Regions from separate parts of the Homo sapiens genome. Here region 1 is linked to region 2. The links are chromatin loops, found by intact Hi-C in ENCODE. Cell type or tissue: endothelial cell of umbilical vein. All regions are shown on one strand. Each heading gives the region's core, and the rest is flanking DNA. Links, peaks and the distances in the headings are about the cores only.

Region 1 (8,321 bases), core at 2,124-4,623, 430 kb after region 2:
CTTACCGAAAACTTAGAGCTAGCATTGCATTTAATTGCACAACCTGGGAAATATCTTCTTGGTGGCCAGAAAACAGAAGACTGCATGCTATCATCATTTAAACTTCCAGTGTTGCATTAGAGGAAACTAAATGTGTAACTACTGTGAAAGAAGAACTAAAAGTGTAAAACAAAAACAAAAAACCTAAATACCACTCTACAACTTACAACTTGGCAAAATTTTAAAGTTGAAAGCATCAAATATTGGTGAATTTGTAGAGCAAAACGAACTTTCATAAATTAATAATGAGGATATGAAATGGTAATGGTCACTTTGGAAAGCAGCTTGACACTATCTGGAAGACATTAAAAACACACATTATATGATCTAGCAGTCTCCGTTCCATGTATGTATAAGAACTAGGAAACATGGACAAGAATGTTCAGAGCAAGGCTGTTCATTATACTCTCAAAATGGAAATGCCCAAATGTTCATCAACATTAGAATGGGTAAACAAACTATTGAATATTCATTCATAAAAATGCTAGACTTCAATATATGCAGTTACATGCAAAAGGTGAATAAACCTTTACAATATAAAGTAAAAGAAGCCAGACTTTAAAGTTACTGTATGATTCAATATACCAATTTCAAAAACAGGCAACAGACTAAGCCATGGTGTTTTGAGATCTACAATTAGATAGTGACACTGTAAAAAAAAGTGAATTTCAGAATATTTAGTAGTATGGTTAACATGGGGGGTAGGGAGGACTTTATGATGAAGAAAGACCACCCAGGGGGCTTCCAGATGCTGGCCATGCACTGGTTCTTGATATGGGTGGGGCAACCAGGATGTTTATTTTCACAATTTGTTATTTTGTATATTTGTCTTTTTGCATTTTCTGTCTGTTATATAATTATAATTTTAAAAATAAGGCTGTGTAGAAAGACCAAAGACATAAAATAAATAACAACTGACAAGGAAGAAATACTAATCTCTGTATTAGAGAATAACGTATGGTTATGTATGTTGAATATTTTTAGAAATCTAAGGAGTCTCTAGCTCCTGGAGTGGCTAGGAGGGAAACTGAAGAGGTAAGCAGAAGGCAAGTACAGTGGAATGTTACTGAAGCACTTTTATTAAAAAAGTGACTTGAACAAACTTAGAATTAGCTTGAAAATGCTGTTTTAAACTTGGCTTGAGGTGCCAAGACTTTTCTCCTTAACTGGATGTTAAATGCTTCTAGTTTCTCTCTGGCTACAGTCCCTAGTAAAGGGGCCTTTTTCATGGTATGGTCTCAATAACCGTTTGTAAATTGAGTTTACTAAGAAACAGGAGAAAGGCAAAGCAAGATGGCTGAATAGAAGCCTCCAGCAATCGTCCCCCACCATCTCCACAGGAACACCAAATTGAAAAAGCAGCACACAAGAAAGTGCCAAAAGAACCAAAAATCAGATGAGTGATCACAGTACCTGGTTTTAACATCATATTAAGGCAAGAGGCACTGAAGATGGTAGGAAAGACAGTCTTGAATCCCCTACAATATCCCTCCTCCATCTCCCAGCAGCATCTTTGTGGCACAGGAAGATAATCTGTGTGCTTGGGGGAGGCACAGTGGCGCGACTGTGGGACTTTGTGTTGGAACTCAGTGGTTTCCTGTCACAGCAGAAAGCAACATGGGGCAAAACTCATCCAGTGCCCACGGAGGGAGCATCTAGACCTTCCCTAGCCAGAGGTGAATAATCCATCCCAGCAGCGGGAACCTGAGTTCCAGCAAGCCTCACCATCATGGGCTAAAAGGCTATGGGGTCCTACATAAACTTGAAAGGCAGTCTAGGCCACAAGGACTGCAAGTCCTGGGCAACTCCTGGTGCTGTGGGTTTGGAGCCAGTGGGCTTAGGCTGCAAGCAACCTAGTGAGACACCAGCTGGGGTGGTCAAGGGAGTGCTTGTGTACCTTCCCCCAAGCCCAGGTAGTACAGCTCACAGCTCCAGGAGAGATTCCTTCCCTCTGACTGAGGAAAGGAGAGGGGAGAGTAAAGAGGACTTTGTCTTGCAACCTGGATACCAACTCAGCCACAGTAGGATAGGGCACCCAGCAGAGCCCAGAGGCCCCCATTGCGGGCCCTAGCTACAGGACTACATTCCTAAATGTAGTCCTATCCCCCTGGGATAGGGATAGAAGGGGATCCTCTGCCTTGAAGGGAAGGGACCCAGTCCTGGTAGGATTTATTAGGCTCCTGCTGTGTAAAGAGCCTTTGGACCCTAAATAACCAGCAGTGGTAGCCAGGCAGTACTCAATGCAGGCCTTGGGTGAGACTCAGAGGTGTGCTGGCCTCAGGTGTGATCCAACACATTCCCAGCTGTGGTGCTATGGGGAGAGTGTCCATTTGGTTGAGGAAATGAGAGGAAAGAGTAAAGAAGACTTTGTCTTGCAGCTTGGGTACCAGCTTGGTCACAGTGGGGTAGAGCATCAAGCCACTTCCTGGGGTCCCCAATTCCAGACCTTGGCTATTGGATGACATTTCTGGACCTGCTTTGGGACAGGGGGGAGCCCACCCTTCCCTGAAGAAAGAGACTCAGGCCTGGAAGCATTCACCACAAACTGACTGATGAGCCCTTTGGCCTTGAGTGAACATTGACTGTAACCAGTCAGTACTTGCTGTGGGCCAGAGGCAGTGGTGGCCACAGGGAGAGATTTTTCTGCTCGAGGAAAGGGGAGGGAATAGTCAGAAGGACTTTGTCTTGTAGCTTGGGTGCCAGCTCAGCCACAGTAGAGTAGAGCACCAGGTAGATTCCTAAGGTTCCTGATTTCAGGCCTTCGCTTCCAGATGGCATCCTCAGACTTGCCTGAGGCTGGGGAAACTCACTGCCATGAAGGCAAGAACACAAGCCTGGATGTATTTGCCACCTGATCACTGTCAAGCCCTTGGGCCACAAGTGAACACTGGCAGTAGCCAGACTGTGGTTACTGTGGGCCTTGGGCAAGACACACACACACACACACACACACACACACACACACACACACACTCACACTCACTATCTGTTTGGGGGAAAGTATGGGAAGACAAGAGTCTTTGCTTGGTAATCCAGGGAATAGTTCCAGATCTTACCCAGGACCACCAAGCCAGTATATCTGTGAGTCTGCAAGAGCCACAGCATTACTGAGCTTGGAGTGCCCCCTAAAGCAGATATAGCTATAGTGACCAAAGATTTAGATCACAATGCCCAAGTCCCTTCAAATACCTGGAAAGCCTTCCCAGGAAGGCTGGGTAAAAGCAAGCCCAGACTGTGAAGACTACAATACATACATAACTCTTCAGTGCCCAGACACTGACAAACATTTACAAGCATCAAGACCATCCAGGAAACCATGACCTAACCAAATGTACTCAGTAAGTCACCAGTGACCAATCTTGGAGAGACAGAAATGTGACCATTGAGATGGAGAATTCAAAATTGCTGTTTTGGGAAAGTTTAACAAAATTTAATACACCAAAGAGAAGAAACTCAGAATCCTACCAGATAAATTTAACACCAAGTTTCAAATTATTAAAAGGAATCAAGTAGAAATTCTGGAGCTGAAAAATTGACAGGCTCAAGAATGCATCAGAATCTCTTCATAGCAGAATTGATCAAGCATAAGAAAGAATTAGTGAACTTTAAGACAGACTATTTGAAAGCACACAGTCATAGGAGACAAAAGAAAAAATAAAAGGAATCAAGCATGCCTATAAGATCTAGAAAATGGCCTGAAAAGGGCAACTTTAAGAAGTATTGACCTTAAAGAGAAGGTAGAGAGAGAAATTGGATTATAGAGTTTATTCAAAGGGATAATCACAGAAAACTTGGCAAACCTAGAGAAAGATGCCAATATTCAAGTACAAGAAGATTGCATAACACCAAGCAGATTTAATTCAAATAGGACTACCTCAAGCCATTTAATAATCAAACTCCCAAAGGTCAAGAATAATGAAAGGATCCTAAATGCAGCGAGAAAAGAAACAAATAACATACAATAGAGCTCCAATATGTCTGGCAGCTGACTACTCAATGGAAACCATATAGGGAGGAGAAAGTGACATGACATATTTAAAGTGTAGAAGGAGAAAAACTATTGTCTTAGAATAGTACATCAGCAAAGGTATTCTTCAAACATGAAGGATAAATAAAGACTTTCCCAGAAAAACAAAAGCTAAGAAATTTCATCAACACTGGGTGGGTCTGTCCTACAAGATATGCTAAAGGGAATTCTTCACGCTGAAAGAAATGGACATTAATGAGCAAAAAAAAAAAAAAAAAAAAAAATCATCTGAAGGTACACAACTCACTGGTAATAGTAAGTGCACAGGAAAACAAAATTGTGTAACACTGTAATTGTGGTGAATAAACTACTCAAATCATTAGCAGAAATTCTAAAAATAATACTCTAACAAATTTTCAGTATAATAAAAGTAGAAACAACAAGGGGTTAAAAATCAGGGGAATGCAGTTAAACTATGCAGTTTTTATTAGTTTTCTCTTTACTTGTTTGTTTTTTTGTTACCCAATTAGTGATAAATTGCCATCAGTTTAAAATAAGGGATTATCAGATATTATTTGCAAGCCTCATGGTTACCTCAAATAAAAAAACATACCACAGATCCACAAAATATATAAAACATGAAATTAAAACATGCCATTTGAGAATATCACTTTCACTAAAAGGAAGAGAGAAAGGAAAGAAAGAAGTAAGAGAAGACCACATGACAACCAGAAAACAAATAACAAAATGGCAAGAGTAATTCCTTACTTATCAGTAATAATATGGAATGTAAATGGAATAAACTCTCCAATTAAAAAAATAGAGTAGCTGAATGAATAAAAAAAAAGACCTAAACATCTGTTGCTTACAAGAAACACACTTCACCTATGAAGAGACACATAGACTGAAAATAAAGGCTTGGAAAAGGATATTCCATGCCAATAGAAACCAAAATGGAGAAAGAGTAGCTATACTTATATTATACTAAATAGATTTCAATGCAAAAACTAGAAAAAGAAATAAAGTAGGTCATTGTACAGTGACAAAGGAGTCAATTTAGCAAGATAATGTAGCAATTGTAAATATATATGTGCTCAACTCTTGAGCACCCAGGTATGTAAAGCAAATATTATTAGAGCTAAAGAGAGTGACAGATCCCAGTGCAATACTAGCTGGAGACTTTAACAACTTACATTCAGCACTGGACAGATGAGTCAGATGGAAAATCAACAAATAAACATCAGACTTAATCTGCATTATAGGCCAAATGGACCTAATAGATATTTATAGAACATTTCATCCAATGGGTGCAGAACACACATTCTTTTCCTTAGCACATAGATTATTCTCGAGAATAAATTATATGTTAGGTCACAAAACAAATCTTAAAAATTTTTTAAAATTGAAGTCCTATCAAGTATCTTCTTTGTCCACAATGGAATAAAACTGGAAATCAATAATCAAAGGAATTTGGGAAACCATACAAACACATAATAGTTAAACAATATGTTCCTGAATGACCAGTGGGTCAATGAAGAAGTTAACGAAGTTGAAAAATTTCTTGAAACAAATGAAAATGGAAACACAACATACCAAGAGGTATGGGATACAGTGAAAGCAATACAAAGAAGAAGGCTTACAGCAATAACTGTCTATAAAAAAGCAGAGAAACTTCAGATAAAACAACCTAATGATAAATCTTAAATAACTAGAAAAGCAAGAGCCAACCAAAATGAAAATTAGAAGAAAAGATAATAACGATCACAGCAGAAATGAAAGTGAAACAAAGAAATCAGTACAAAAGATCAACCAAATGAAGAGTTGGGTTTTATGAAACTGAGAAACCTTTAGCCAGACTAAGAAAAAAAGAGAGAAGATCCCAATAAATAAAATCAGAGATGAAAAAGGAGACATTACAACCAATACCACAGAAATTCAAAAGATCATTAGTGGCTACTATGAGTAATTATATGTCAATAAATAAAAAAATCTAGAAGAAACGGATTAATTCCTAGACACATACAACCTACCAATGTTGAACCATGAATAAATCCACAACTTAAATAGACCAATAACAAGTGATGAGATGAAAGCCATAATAAAAGTTCTCCCAGCAAAGACCAGGACACAATGACTTAACTGCTGAATTTTTCAAACACTTAAAGAAGAACTAATACCAACTCTAACTATTCTGAAAAACAGAGGAAGTGGAAATACTTCTGAACTCATTCTTTGAGGCCAATATTAGCATGATACCAAAACCAGACAGAGGCACCTCAAAAAAAAGAAAAGTACAGGCCATTATCCCTGATGCAAATATCTTCAATAAAATATTAGCAAACTGAATTCAACCACATATTAAAAAGACAATTTATTATGACAAAGTGGGATTTATCTCAGGGATGCAAGGACAGTTCACCATATGCAACTCAATCAGTGTAATATATCATATCAACAGAATAAAAGACAAAAGCACCTGATATTTTTGATTGATGCCGAAAAAGCATTTAGTAAAATTCAACATCCCTTCAGGATAAAAAATCTTAAAAAATTGGGTATAGAATTTTAACATTATAAAAGCTGTATATGACAGACCCTCAGCTAGTTTCATACTGAATGGGGAAAAACTGAAGCCTTTGCTCTAAGATCTGGAACAAGACAAAGATGCCCACTTTCACCACTATTATTCAGCATAGTACTGGAAGTCCTAGCCACAGCAATCAGACAAGAGGAAGAAATGAAGGACATCTGCATTGGAAAGGTAGAAGTCAAATAATCCTTGTTTGCAGAAGATAAAATCTTACATTTGTAAAACCCTAAAGACTCCCCCAGATAACTATTAGAACTGATAAAGAATTTCAGTAAAAGTTGCAAAATCAACATACAAAAATCAGTAGCACTTTTATATTCCAACAGTGAACAATCTGAAAAATGAGGAAAGTAATCTAATTTATAATAGCTACAAATAAAACAAAACACATAGAAATAAGCTTAACAAAGAAGTAAAAGATATCTATACTAAAAACTGTAAAGCACTGATGAATGAAATTGAAGATGACATACAAAAAATGGAAAGATATTGCATGTTCATGGATTAGAAGAATCAGTATTGTTAAAATGTCCATACTACTCAAAGCAATATACGGCATCAATGCAATCCCTCTAAAAATACTGATGACATTCTTCACAAAAATTTAAAAAATAATCTTAAAGTTTTTGTAGAACCACAAAAGACCCAGGATAGCCAAAGCCACCTTGAATAAAAAGAACAAAACTGGAGGAAACACGTGACCTGACTTTAAATTATCCTACAGATCTATAGTAACCCAAACAACATAGTACTGGCATAAAAACAGACACAGAGACCAATGCAACAGAACAGAGAACCTAGAAATTAATCCACGCATCTACAGTCAATTTATTTTTAACAAAGATGTCAAGAACCTACACTGGGGAAAGGACAGTCTTGTTAATAATTGGTGCTGGGAGAACTGGATATCCACATACAGAAGAATGGAACTAGACCTGTATCTCTAACCATATACAAAAATCAAATCAAAATATATTGAAGACTTAAATCTAATACCTGAAACTATGAAACTACTAAAAGAAAACATTGTGCAAACTCTCTAGGATATTGGTCTGGGCAAAGATTTCTGGAGTGATATTCCAAAAACACAGGCAACCAAAGCACAAATGGACAGATGGGATTCATCAAGTTAAAAAGCTTCTGAACAACAAAGGGGACAACAAAGTGAAGAGAAAACCCACAAAATTTGAGAAAATATTTGCAAACTATTCATTTGACAAAGGATCAATAAATAACCAGAATATATAAAGAGCCCAAACAAGCCAATGGGAAAAATAATTGAATAATCTGATTTAAAAATGGGTAAAATATCTGAATAGACATTTCTTAAAAGAAGACATACAAATGGGAAACAGGTATATGAAAAAGTGCATAACATCTTGGATTATCAGAGAATTGCAAATCAAAACTACAATGAGATATCATCTCATCCCAGTTAAAATAGCTCTTATCCAAAAGACAGGTAATAATGAATGCTGGTGAGGATGTGGAGAAAAGGAACCCTCATGCAGTGTTGGTGAGAGTGTAAATTAGTACAATCGCTATGGAGAAGAATTTATAGGTTCCTCAAAAACACTAAAAATAGAATTACCATGTGATCCAGCAATCCCAGTGCTAGGTATATATCCAAAAGAAAGGAAAGCAGTATATCAAAGAGATATTTGTATTCCCATGTCATTGCAACACTGTTTACAATAGCTAAGATCTGGAAGCAACATAAGTGTC
Region 2 (8,321 bases), core at 3,480-5,979:
CTCAAATTTCTTTCTGTTATTTACTTCTAATTTCATTTTATTGTGGTAGGAGAACATACTTTGTATTATTCTCTTTTTAAAAATTTACTGAAGTTTATTTTATGGCCTAACATATGGTCTGTCCTATAAAATGTTCCATGTGAGCTTGAGAAGAAAGTGTGTTCTGCTGTTGCTGGATTCTGCTGTGTTCTATAGATGTCTGCTAAATTAAGTTGCTGTGCAGTGTTGCTCAAGTCCTTTATTTCCTTGCTGATATTCAGTTGTGTTGTTCTTTCCATTATTGCAAGTGAGGATTAAAATCTCCAATTATTCATATTGAATTGTCTATTTTCTATTCAATTCTGTAAGTTTTGTTTCATGTATGTTTGGATCCTGTTATTTGGGAATTTTATGGGGGGAATACCCACCAGGAAATGCGTGTTTCCTCAGACACACACCGTGTGTGTGTGCACTCACGCACCCCCCACACAGATGTCTTTAAACAGCCTGTTCTTCTGCCTTCTGTGTCTCCTCAAGAAACACGCAGGAAACAGGCAGCAATCAAACAAGCTGCCAGCTAAGCACCAGGTGATTCTCTGTTTGAATTAGACAGGTTGGAGCAGAGAATCAGGGAGGTGAGAGGAATGGAAGACAGAATCACATTATCTCTCAGCTGCATGGAAAATTGTATTGTGGCATCCATGCATAAGGAAGGATAAGGAAGGGAAGTATTACCTCAGTGGCCAATAAAGCTAGAAGGCTGTTTGAACTTGTTGTATATATTCAAAGTCACATTGGGACCTTGAATATAATATTCCTAAAGAGAATAGTGCATGTCAATGGAGGAAGGAAGAACATTTGTCTTCCAGGATCTGATATCCTCCAGGCACACCGGGATTCTTTACCTGTCAATGGCAGATAAATTTGATACACACACACACACACACACACACACACACACACACACAGTCACAGTTGCCTCTTTATATATTTATTTTTCTTCCATGATTTTACCTCAAAAATTAGAAATATATTCCAAACTTTTCTAGTAAAATAATTCTAGGAATATCTAAACTTTTCTTGTATTGTTTTATATTTCAAATTAATGCCTCTTCTTAGAAATCAAGTTTTCTAAATTTACTGTTTTATTTTTCTTAAGTTATCTTCTTGATGCAAGAAGAGGCTCATAGGTTTTTTTCTGAAGAATTTCTGTATTATCTTTAACTCAACTTTTGATAAATATTGAATGACTTTGAATTCAAATTGCTCATTTCTGATGTAAAAAGCACCAAGTAGAAGATTTTGTGCATATTTTAAAAGAAGTGAGCTGAGTATTCTTCCAATCAGCAGAGTTGGGGATAGGGATTAAATTCTCTGAGGACAGCTGAAGAACCTGAGAAGGAAGGACACATGCCCACAATGAAAGGCCACTCTTCCCCTGACACCTTTCCTGGAAACATGCACAAAAAGGTGAGGAGTGGGACTCCTGGTTTGGGCCAAAATTCTCCTCAAGAAGCAGTTTTGTTTTCACTCCAGTTCATTGAAGAATAATATTCAAGACCCCAGAACTTGGGTACTTAATCATGTCCACAATGTTATCAGTCTAAAAATATTTTGTAAGAGGTATAACCAAGTGCCCATGTGGGATATACAATAATGTGGTAAAACACCAGTAGAATGTATTACCTTGGGCAGTCTAAGAATTACCTACAAATTGTCCACCTGATTTCTTGAATGAACTACTTTTCTATAGGTTTTGTTTTTTTTTCTAATGTTTGACTGTAACTCTTTGGTGTAGAAAGTAGGGCTGACTGTCTATTAAGACCAATAAATGCATGACAGTAGAATGAAGCCATCTGTATGTATGAGAATGCTTATCTTTATTATTTTATTTTATTTTTTGAGAATGGGGAGTACATGCATCCAGGTCTTTGAAAACAAAAATGAAAAATCAACCACTGTATGACAACATTGATTAAAAGGACCATCAAACTGATACTCATTTTACCCCATTTGAAATTATTTCTTCAAAAAGATCTTTAAAATAACATTAAAAATATTGCTAACAACCATAAACCGAACCATATGGTAAGACACAGGTTCTGTATTCATTTTATCTTATTTTACTTATTGTTACTTTTAATATTAGATTCAGGGGTTACATGTGCAGGTTTGTTACAATGTATTCACTTAAAAATGGTGAATCTTTATTGAGCTAATGCAATGTAGGGCAGAACTGACTGGTCATGGAGTCAACAGTGCTCTAAAGGGAAAATTTAAAGATGACAAAAACATGAAACTATAAAAAGTAGAGAAAAAATGTATGTAAAGTTTTGGGTTGAACAGGTTTGATGCTCATTAAAAAAACTGCAATGCATTTTGGGGTTGAAAAACTTACAAAGTAATGGGTTGGGAGAGGTCTTCTAAGTCCAACCAGATAGAGTCATGCCTGTAGAGATGACGAAGAGAAACACATTTGTCAATCATCAGAGTCCACCTTTCAATTTTGTGGACAGAAAGTATTCTCTGAATCCTATTTGGCATGAGCTTTTAAAATCAATTATAAAATGTAATGAATTGTTACCAGGTCTCAGGTAAAAATTGGCCTGGGACTTGCAAAGTTTGGGGCCAGTTAACCTTTAGTTTATAAAGCTGGGAAAACCAATTCTCCCAGGTTTCTACTAGGATGTGTATCAGGTGAAATTCACCCCCAATATTTCATGTAGATTCTTTTCTATTTTCCCTAAGTGTCAGCCAGTCTGAGAAATAAAGGGAAAGAGCACAAAAGAGAGAAATTTTAAAGCTGGGTGGCTGGAGGAGACATCACATGTCGGCAGGTTCCGTGATGCCCCCCGAGCCGTAAAACCAGCAAGTTTTTATTAGTGATTTTCAAAAGGGGAGGGAGTGTACGAATAGGGTGTGGGTCACAGAAATCACATGCTTCACAAGGTAATAAGATATCATAAGGCAAATGGAGGCAGGGCAAGATCACAGGACCACAGGACTGGGGCGAAATTAGAATTGCTAATGAAGTTTCAGGCATGCATTGTCATTGGTAACATCTTATCAGGAGACAGGGTTTGAGAGCAGACAACCAGTCTGACCAAAATTTATTAGGTGGGAATTTCCTCATCCTAATAAGCCTGGGAGCGCTACAGGAGACCAGGGCTTATTTCATCCATCAGCTATGACAATAAAAGACAGCCATCCCCAAAGCGGCCATTTCAGAGGCCTCCCCTCAGGACACATTCTCTTTCTCAGGGATGTTCCTTGCTGAGAAAAAGAATTCAGCAATATTTCTCCCATTTGCTTTTGAAAGAAGAGAAATATGGCTCTGTTCTTCCTGGCTCACTGGCAGTCAGAATTTAAGGTTATCTCCCTTGTTCCCTGAACATTGCTGTTATCCTGTTCTTTTTTCAAGGTGCCCAGATTTCATATTGTTCAAACACACGTGCTCTACAATTTGTGCAGTTAACGCAATCATCACAGGGTCCTGAGGTGACATACATCCTCCTCAGTTTACGAAGATGACGGGATTAAGAGATTAAAGTAAAGACAGGCATAGGAAATCACAAGGGTATTGATTGGGGAAGTGATAAGTATCCATGAAATCTTCACAGTTTATGTTCGGAGATTGCAGTAAAGACAGACATAAGAAATTATAAAAATATTAATTTGGGGAACTAATAAATGTCCATGAAATCTTCACAATTTATGTTCTTCTGCCATGGCTTCAGCCAGTCCCTCCGTTCGGGGTCCCTGACTTCCCGCAACAGATGTGAGCTAATTTATTTTAACTTCTCCCACCAAATTCTTTCCTCCAGTATTATTTTCCAGCATCTACTCTTATTACCTGTTTTGGTGGCCAAACTCAGTCATGTGTATTATAATTTTTTGATCCCCCAAATGGAATTTATAAGATTTAAGTCTGATACCTTCTAGTTGGCTTCCCTCCATTTTCATTTTGTGTGTTACCTAAAAAGAAGTTCTTGTCAACGTAGACCCTTGGAAGCCAAATTCAAAATTTTCTGGAGCCTTCTTTAGAAGATAATCTATTGGTAGGAGGAAGTACAAACACCTCTCTTAATGTACCATGGAGGAGTTTTCCAGTGGTTCCTGGAGAGCAATCAATTACCAGGATAAATTCAGATTTCCCAAGTACATTATACACTTCTCAGCCCCTTAACTTCTCCAGTCCAACCAGGAGTACAGATGGGCTAGTGGAAAAGTTCACCGGGTGAAGTGTTAAAGGCAGAGTGGGATCTTGTGGAGATGAACTCTGGCATAAACTCAGAAGACTCCAACTACAGAAGCCACTGATTCTTTGAATTCTGATGGATTGGATACTTTGCTTTGTTGCTGCCTTTTCTATTCCATATTTGGACAAAATTATTGCTCTCACACATCAGAATCATTGTTCCTTTCTAGTTGGTGACATCTATGGGCTGCTCAGATATTAAATATTAATGGTCAGAAAGATGTGGTATTGGAATCAAGACCAATTAACAACTCAGTTTTTTCATAGTTTAGGAATCTGTAGGAAGAAGAAAGGATGCTTCGCGAAGCCTGAAACACACACACATACACGTTCTTCTTACTCTTGCTACTAAAGGAGTTCTGGAGACCACTAGGTGTCAGTCTGCACAGATCCCTACACTGGTGGATGCAAAGGCAAGAAAGAATTCTATTCCTTGGAAAAGCTGTTCTTTCCCTTGGGAGACAAAGGCACAATACCACACACAATGAGTTTGATTTCCTCTTCCTTGCCAGAGAAAGTCTTTTATTTAGATCAGAAAGAAAACCCTCTTGGGTCCCTTCTCACATCAATCTTCTTCTTCTTCTTTTTTTTTTTTTTTGAGTTTAGAGCAAGGAAAAGCTGTTTCTTCATGAAGAAACACATGTTGAAAGCTGAAGAGTCACGTATGGGGTCTTCCTGTAGGAGTCACACCCAGTCAGGTGCAGCATCTTCTTAGATTCCTGAGCTCTTCTCAGCAGAGCAAACTTTAAGAGAAGAAGGCCACTTTCATGGTGTAATTTGAAGCTATGACTGCAAGTATTTCCCCTGCCTCAAATATCCACTCATCAGTGGGCTCTTCCTACCTGGAGTGATGTTTGCTGTTTGCACCAATGAACTCTTATCCCTGGGTTATGTACATTATGTAAGTAAAAACATTCTTGCTTAGATGTATATGCTACATGGTGCTCCTCAAGAGCACATTAACGTTAAATCCAGTTATGTCACAATATTGTTTTAAGTTATATTATCTATATATCCCCTTGAAAGACACAGAGAGTATAGATTTGAGGGTGTATGTTTCAATTAATAAAGATAATGGGAAGAGGGACAGGTCTTGATCAAGGCAATCAAACTGGACAAGATTAGGCTATAGGAAACAGAGAGACCAATTTGATCAGGGAGCAAAGAGGGACACTATTCTCTATCCTTGCTCAAAGTTACTTATCTTTCTATCTTTATTACTCTTCTATGGGCACCCCTTTTCTCTCAACTAATTTGGAAGATCCAGAATGATCCCTATTTGGGATTATTTAATTCATTAAATTGTTGATAAAGTGCACAAAAAGGAAGGGTAATATGTGTTTTCCATGCACTGGGCACTATATTTTGTTATGCAGCAGTAGAAAACGAATGCGTCTGGTGTATCAGAAGCTGATGGAAAGTGATTTGTTTATACCTTTATGAGTTTAAACATTTTTATGGTATGTATGCATTACTTTTGTTTTATTGTATATTTTTAAAATTTATTAAACTTCAAGTGGACATAATTGAGTTGTGGTTCTCAGTTCACAGTTAATGTTACTGTTAATTGTGAAATGTCCCTATCTTATTTTTTTATTTCCTCTTCATCCTGTGTCTACTTCTCCTACCTGATAGACATCAATTTATAGATTTGTATATATGTAATATATATACAAATATATATATTTTATGCACATATATAATATATACAAATATATATATTCGTATATAAATACATACAAATATATATATTCGTATATCAATATATACGAATATATATATTTGTATTGTATATATTGATATACAAATCAAATATATTATATACTTGTTTACATATATATGCAAAGATACACATGAATCTTTATAAAATGTATAGTGGTATTGGTGGATGTGTGTGTTTTTAATATACATAAGCAAAAATTTGGCTATAAGTTTCATTCTGCTTCTGATTTTTCTGTATTAACTAGGCTTATAATATCTATTAATGTTGTCTATCATTCAACATATGCCCAGGAATGGGACTGCTGGACTGTATGTGTTATGTTACTTAATTTCACTAGGTACTAACAGATTGTTTCCTGAATGGCTGTAACACATGCTATGCCCACAGCAGTGCACAATGATTCTCCCAATACTTGTGTGATCTGACTATATGAATATTATCTTACATTAAAACCCAAGTTTATCATCACCAAAATTCATGCTCTTATTATATTTGATAGTCATGCAAGTTCTGCAGATGTTCAAAGACACATTTTTAAAGATGAAAAGTATAAATACTCAAAAGTACCACGTATTACTGTAAGAAGTTAAAAGACAGGTCATTATCTGAATATTTTTTGGTCCATTACTGTTTGTTGTTCTCCCTCCACTTCCTCTGACCTGATTGTGAGAGAAAAACAGGGGTGTGGAAAGAGATACGCTTGGAATATTGCACTGAAATATCAGGGAAACAGGCATATGTGTGTATAGACATAGACACATACACGCAACAGGGGTAAAGGAAGAGCGGCTACGAGTTTAAAGTAAAAAGAAGCAAGAGTGACATATAGTAACAAAAGAGGATGTTTTCTTTTAAACATTGAGAGTGAAGGTGGTGAGAGTAGGATATATGGAAGGGATTAAAAAATCGAAATATAAGAGATGCACAAATTTTCAGGGTACTTGTGATAGTTTGATACATTCATATAATGTGTAAAGATTTTCTTTTTTTTTCTTTTTCTTTTTTTGAGACGGAGTCTTGGTCTGTCGCCCAGGCTGGAGTGCAGTGGCGGGATATGGGCTCACTGCAAGCGCCGCCTCCCAGATTCATGCCATTCTCCTGCCTCAGCCTCCCAAGTAGCTGGGACTACAGGCACCCGCCACCACACCCGGCTAATTTTTTTTGTGTTTTTAGTAGAGACGGGGTTTCACCATGTTAGCCAGGATGGTCTCGATCTCCTGACCTCATGATCTGCCTGTCTCGGCCTCCGAAAGTGCTGGGATTACAGGCGTGAGCCACCGCGCCCGGCCTGTGTAAAGATTTTCAAATCAGGGTAACTGAGATATTCATCATCTTAAATATTTATTTTTTTCTTGATTCTAGGAACATTTGAATTATTCTTTTCTAGCTATTTTGATGGAAGGGGTTTTTAATATGAGCTTTTATGTATGTATGGTGTGAGGGGGAGGCAGAACTTCTGCTTCATTGGGTTGCTGAAGCCATCTCCATATACAGAGCTTAACATTGGAAATTTAATACATCTGCAGAGCAATAATTAGTACTGTTGTTCTTGTGTGTTTGGGGAGATGAGGAAAAGGTAGAATACAATGACTGAATTAAGTTTTAGGGTCATGTCAGCATGACCAATTTCTTCTTTGCTTTTTTCCTTTTGGGCTAAATTGTCCAGGTGTTGGAAAAGAAACTTGTAACCAGAATCTACTCAATACCAAATATTATGTTGTAATTACTAGGCATGCCAAGTTTAAATAAATATCACCAAATCTGCTTATCTGAAGCACATAAAATGTGGGCTTTTAAAAGAAATTAAGGTCTGTATAGGTTTTTCTTTCCTGAAAAATCTTGTTTAAAAACGTATTTTAAAATAGCAATTTGTCTTTTACCAATTTGATGACTGATTTAAGTGTAACTGTCTTATGTAAATCAGTAGCAAGAAGTATGCATTCTGTGTTGTAGTTAAATGATAATCCATGCTAATGGAAGGGACTGAAATTTAGATAATTGCAACCAATGACTAACCAAAGGAAAAAAAATAGTAGACACCTTTTTGAAATGCAGTTACCTAAACACACACTCGCACCTTAAAAGCAGCAGCCTGACTCTCTCAGGGATGTGGTCTCCTCTAAGTCACCTGGGGCCTAAAAATAAGGCCCATGTCCACTGTCCCCTGCATTAGTGTTGCTGATGGAACAATAGAGGCACTAGAGGGGAAGGTTCAAGGTGGACCTGGAAGTTCACTCTGTTTCAGCTCCATCTGGTGGTTGATTCTCCCCAACTTCTTGTCATGTGACTGTCCAGATTCTATTTAAATATCTCCAAGGATTGAAAGTTCACTGCATCTCAAAATAGCCTATTCCACTTTCA

Evidence for each region. A loop is a pair of places that touch in the nucleus more often than their neighbours do. Peaks named below come from ENCODE experiments on the same cell type or tissue, not always from the same donor. Only the 100,000 strongest peaks of a DNase experiment are listed, where the experiment ranks them.
Region 1: a loop joins it to region 2, with 15 times the contacts of the local background. A loop is called at or near these places in 1 of 110 quality-filtered maps.

Annotation. Positions count from the first base shown.
Region 1 is chr2:35,889,626-35,897,946 of GRCh38, reverse strand. No RefSeq gene overlaps it. Among named protein-coding and RNA genes, the nearest start is that of MIR548AD, 420 kb to the right of the region's middle. In endothelial cell of umbilical vein, for the core only: no CTCF peak of the experiment used is centred there; a DNase peak (open chromatin) is centred at 3,126.
Region 2 is chr2:36,318,625-36,326,945 of GRCh38, reverse strand. No RefSeq gene overlaps it. Among named protein-coding and RNA genes, the nearest start is that of CRIM1-DT, 33 kb to the left of the region's middle. In endothelial cell of umbilical vein, for the core only: CTCF peaks have their summits at 4,391 and 4,592 (motif pointing right); a DNase peak (open chromatin) is centred at 4,625; H3K27me3 peaks cover 299 bases.